Linked DNA regions of Homo sapiens: region 1 is linked to region 2. The links are chromatin loops, found by intact Hi-C in ENCODE. Cell type or tissue: CD4-positive, alpha-beta T cell. All regions are shown on one strand. Links, peaks and the distances in the headings refer to the core of each region. The heading gives the core; the rest is flanking DNA.

Region 1 (2,935 bases), core at 188-2,687, 87 kb before region 2:
TTTCATTCCTCTTGGGATATTTCTGAGGTTATCATAACACTTTAGCAACTGTTTTTTAAAACAGAGCCTTCTTATTCAGATTATTACATTGTTTCATGCTGATAATGATAGCACAGTTGTTTGGATTGAATCTATTTTACCAAACTAAATGCTTATATCCTCTCCCATTTTGACAAATTTCAAAGTGCCTCTCAATTGTTGCTGTAATCTTTAGATCCTGTGGAAGGTTTTTTCCACACTTTCAATACTGACCTCTAAAAGGTAAATCAGTATACTTCTTTAACACTCACAAATTAGTAATCATCTGTAGAATGCTTAGAATCAATTGTTAATTTTCAGCATCTTTTGACCATCACTGGTCTGTCTCTGACCTGTCTAGCTGTAGGGGATAAAAGCTTATAGCATGTGAGGTTGATTTCTTTGATTTCTGATTCAGTGGATATTATTCTCATCAGAACATTGAGAATGCTTTCAGCATCACTGAAACTTTAAGACAGTTGGCTCTCCCATCTCAGGTGTGCCAGGAGGCAGTGTATGTGTGTTTACATGAATACTAACCAACAGCTGTCCCTCTCCAAGCCTTTGTAGTACTATCTTCTCCCCATAAGGTTTTTTAGTAGGTTCCAAATTGAAGTCACTATGCTATATGTTGTCTACATCAAGCAAAGCCAACATAATATGTCATCTCTTGAGGAAATTACATCCGAATTCAAAGCTCATTGTGGCACACTTTTTCAACATTTGATATTTAGAAAAATACTAACATCTACGATTCTTTTTTCCTTGATTTAAAATGAGATAACTAAATACATTCTAGTATTAAGTGAGATACCGTATTTAAAGTGATTAGTGTCAAACTTTACATCCAGCAGTATTCAATAAACATTAACAGTCATCACTATTATACTGAACTAAAGCTCTTTGTCTCCAGATATTCTGCTCTAGCTAGAATGTAGAATTCGTAAGAAAAAATTGTTTCCATTTTTTGGAAATTGTTTCCTAGATAAATTAAAAGTCCTATGTTTTTAAAGGCAAAAAGTGCTGGTGATTCAAAAGACTCTTAATGATTATGTTCCAGAGAAATACCAGAAGTTTCTAGAAAAACAGAAACCAGTGATCTCTTCCTTCTCTCAGGCATATGTTAAACCTCGGCCACGGGTGGGTAGAGGATCAAGCCTGCCAAACTTAAAGGGACTGTTATGGGATAAGGAGAAACCAGCGGAATGGATAGCAACCATTTGAACTGATGTGATAGATTCGAGTATGTGGGATCCCAAATATACAGCTAAGTTTTTCCTGCCTGCCAGTTCTTTTTTACAGGACATTTTCTGAAAGCATAATAGAATTGAAGGCTGGAGGATGGATTGAAAAACAGAAATAAGTCTTTGAAGTCCTGCTGTACTTATATCACAACATCCTGCTAGATGTACGGAACCACATGTTATTCTTAAGAACAGGAAGCTAAAAGGAAACTGAAACTCACTCAGCAGCAAAAACAAACAGGCCAAACAACTCAGCTCAGCCCTGAAAGGATTAAAGTATTGTCCCCTGCGTGTAAATGTATATCAAAAGAGAAAAATATAATAGTATTTGGTCAAATTACAATTTTTTTTGAACACAATATTTGGTATACAAAAAACATTTACATAAGGGGCAGAAAACCGTAAAATTAATATTCATATTCAACAGTTAAATAAGAAAATGGGAACAGAACAACAAACAACCTAAGTGTTAGAAAAAACACTTTATAAAAATGATTACAAATAAGAGAAAAATCAGAGAGAAAAGTGGACAAAATCAATGAAAGTATTGGTCATTTTAACAGATGGCTGAGAATAGGAGATTATTATTTTCACAGAAATTTTATAATTTTATAAAAGAACCAAATGTATTTTCTTCAACTAAGAATTTTTTAAAATCTTAAATAGTGTTGCTTGGATAGGGTAACAGCAGACTTGTCACAGAAGAAAAAATGGCTTAGAGAATTTAAGATACATTAATAAAACTATACAAAGTATAGAGTGAGCATAGATTAATTTATAAATAAAAGAAAAAATTAAAACAGAGTATCAGTCTTCTGAGGTAATGTCAAATATTTTTCCATGTTAGGAGACTGAGAATAACACAGAAAGATAATTAAGACACAGAAAATTTTGAAGATACAATATGAAAGAATCTCCTAAATTTGTAAAACCTTTAATATGAATTTCAGTAAGCTCATTAAACCCCAAACAGGATTAATACAACACAAATACACATATGCACCAACCCAAAGCATATCATAAAGGCTTCATAAAAATGCTTTTAAAAACTTAAATATTGTCATCACTGATAATGAAACCCAGATGACCAGAAGGCAATAAAATGTCATTTTTAAAGAGCAAAAAGGAAAAGAAAATCTAGTCAATAGTTTTTAATCTAGTGAAATATCCTTCATAAATGAAAGTAAAATAAATAGATAACTGGAAAAATGAAAGCTGAAAAAAATTTGTCTCCAGCATACCCACAATAGAAAAAACAAAATTTACTCTTCAGGTAAAGGAAAAATGTTTTCAGGAAGAAGCACAAATCTGCAGGAAAGTATGAGAATGATAGATTAATATAGATAAAGATAAAAGTCTATAATAAAACATTAAAAGATCTGTGTAATTTTGGATGTATGGCTTAAGTAGAATAAAATATGGTATTTATTTATATATCAATAATAACAAAAGATTGTTATTCTTGTTAACAGATTATTAAAATATTAATTCAAACTGAGCTCAAGTTAGCCATATGTATTTTAAAGTGCTAAGTAAACATTAAAATAGGAAAAGTGAAATGCAATAGTGCTGACAAAATAAAAAATTACTTGAGTTCCTCAAAAGAGACAAAAATGTAAAAAGAAAAAACAGAAGGAAATAGCAATAGCTTGTATATTTTAAAACAACCTCAT
Region 2 (2,935 bases), core at 319-2,818:
TCTTTTTATTATTTTTATAAAAATGATGACAATAAAATGCAAAGTTTAAAAAGCGCATGTCAGAACATTTTGTGTACCTCCTGATTATGAAAATAATTTTGTTTTTATATAACTAATTACTATAGAGCTTTTATGATGTGCCAGGCACTCTTATGACTGCTTTATAGAATGTAACTCATGTTCATATGAAAATAGTAAAATGAAAGTATCCTCCAAATACTTAGAATGCCATCTTGTAGGAATTGAATTATAAGAAAATTATGTTTTTATTTTATACTTTCAAACTATATTAAAATATTAACATTTAATATAATTTAATTTTTGGAAGTACTAATTTGCCATTTTACTTCATGCAAATAGACAATAGGCATTTTTATTTCATGTAGATATTTTATGATTTTTATTTTCTATGAAACAAGAATATGATTATTGCTTCACATTGGAGATAGATACCGATATAGATAGATAGATAAATTCTTTTTTGAGACATGATCTCACTCTGGTCACTCAGGCTGGAGTGCAGTGGCACGATCTGGGATCACTGCAACCTCTGCCTCCCAGGTTCAAGTGATTCTCCTGCCTCAGCCTCCCAAGTAGCTGGGACTACAGGCGTGCAACACCATGCCTGGCCCTAATTTTTGTATTTTTAGTAAAGTTGAGGTTTCACCATGTTGGCCAGGCTGGTCTCAAACTCCTGACCTCAAGTGATCCACCAGCCTTGGTCTCCCAAAGTGCTGGGATTATAGGCGTGAGCCACCATGCCCGGACTGCACTGGGGATATCTTTCTAAATGTTGGTGTTGGAAGCCATCAGATCTAGATTTCGGTAAGACTTGATTTGATTATGCACATATACCTATAGTTTTTTAGGTCTAATTAACATAGTTGTTTAGAATCTGTAAAAAAGGCAGAAGTTTGGGATTGATTTTTTTAATTGAGCAGTTTGCTGTGTTTTCTGATTACAAATTACCATCAACTATACTTCTCTGGCCCCGACAAAAACAAGAGTTTTCCTTGTTTTTCACAAATTGCTTTTTTACTTGGAGGTGGTGGTGCCTATGTGTGAATCATTTACATTGTATATTCCAGTCATTGCGTCTTCATCCTGTGAATAAGCAACCATCACATCCAAGTTGTACAATGTGATTTAAAGAGTTTTATGAATGGATATATCTCTCATGTTTATGAAAAATATATTAATCCTTTACAAGTAGATGTCAGTTGTGGATAGTTATTTCATAAATATGCTCTTCTTCAGGCTTCTCTTGAATCTCAGTGTGTGCCCTAGAAACTGAGGAGATATGTTGGCCAAAGGAAATATCCAAATCATTACTATGAGTTCTGTGTCCCTTTGTTTTTTCTGTATGTTTAAAAGTATTTATCTATGGAAATGCAAATATTGTTCTACCACCTGCATATATCTGCTTTTCTTTACTCTAATTTGCCTTTGGGTTATTACCACTGTGCTTTACTTGGTAATAACCCAACTCTTTTTGCAGAAAGTAACTTCTATTGCCATTGCTGAAAAACCCTTTCACTCTCTTTTGTCATGTCTTACTGTTTCAGAGCGTATTTTGTTTGATCTTAACTATTGCTTGAGGCAAAACAGGTGGTTCCCTTCCTTGTTTTAAACCACAGCAGATCAAGGTTCTCTGATGATGGTAAACCTGAAGCCTTTATAAAGCCAAACTTGTTGTGTGCAAACTTTTCTCATTTTGCACCTGTCGTTTTTCATCAGGGTTCATCATAGCTACCTCATGCTGTGTAGCCACATGGCCACCAAAATGACACTTACCATTACAAATAAGAGCACAGCTTGAGGTCTTACCAGCTTTTGTAGAAAGAGAATGTTTGAGGGAAAATGAAAATGAAAAAAAAAAAAAAAGAATTTAACTCATTTAAGAATATTCCATATATTTTTATTCTTGTGTTTACTATTTAAGGTCATACACTATATATTGATTTTTAAATATATTTCAGAAAGAAGACTGATGAGAAATAGATGGAAGAGTATATAGGAAGAATGATGACCTTAGTGATTGCCATTAGGTAGTTTATTAATCTTTCCCACTGAAAAATAATGAAAGGAAAGTAAATGGAAATAAAGCAAAAATGGCTCAAGTGACTCAATATAATAATATATAATATAGTATATAGATTATACATATGTATGGATATATATGTACATACACACACATATACACATACACACAAATATATATAATTTATATTTATGCTCTTTGCCAATTAAAATATTGATCTCACTATTTTATGCAACGCTAATTACTTAGAAATAAGTGTAATTTGCTCATCGGTCTGAATAAGAGGTTACTATTAATTTTATACATTTCTGCTTTTTCTGCATTTTTATGAAAAAACATCTTTACTATTACAGAAAAATCTATATTTAAAACCAATATTTAAAATATTATGAATTATGTAAACATACTTAAAACACAGTAAAGCAGCACATTAAATGTATGCACACACACATAAAACTGGTATCATCTATACCAAACTCTAAAAGGTATGGTTCCAGGTAGTTGGACAATGCATAGTTTATGTTCTTTATTTAGTTTTTCTGGATTTGCTACATTTTCTCCTATAGATATATACAATATAAAATAAGGAAAATAACTTTATTTGAAAAAGAGAAATTTAAACCCATACAAATCACTGTGACAAGGGGAATAATCTGAAGTTAATTCAAACTTCACTAAACCCAGCAAAATAAGTATGAGGTAATTATTTTTGTGGGAAGGTAATTGACCTGTGCATTTAATATAGTTTGAGGTAACTATGCAAATAAAGTTTTATTATTATCAAAAGTATAGCCAGATAATATGGGAGACAAATTTCAAACAATTTAGAAGAAAAATATACAAGAGGTGACAGCATGAGATGATGTAAAAAAAAAAAAAGTAATGCAAGTTTTC

Evidence for each region. Peaks named below come from ENCODE experiments on the same cell type or tissue, not always from the same donor. Only the 100,000 strongest peaks of a DNase experiment are listed, where the experiment ranks them.
Region 1: a loop joins it to region 2, with 4 times the contacts of the local background. A loop is called at or near these places in 5 of 110 quality-filtered maps.

The regions. Positions count from the first base shown.
Region 1 is chr9:31,345,770-31,348,704 of GRCh38, reverse strand. No RefSeq gene overlaps it. Among named protein-coding and RNA genes, the nearest start is that of LINC01243, 34 kb to the left of the region's middle. RefSeq lists enhancers at 1,400-1,459, 1,490-1,559. In CD4-positive, alpha-beta T cell, for the core only: no CTCF peak of the experiment used is centred there; a DNase peak (open chromatin) is centred at 1,464; H3K4me3 peaks cover 657 bases; H3K27ac peaks cover 2,477 bases.
Region 2 is chr9:31,258,768-31,261,702 of GRCh38, reverse strand. No RefSeq gene overlaps it. Among named protein-coding and RNA genes, the nearest start is that of LINC01243, 120 kb to the left of the region's middle. In CD4-positive, alpha-beta T cell, for the core only: no CTCF peak of the experiment used is centred there; a DNase peak (open chromatin) is centred at 1,652.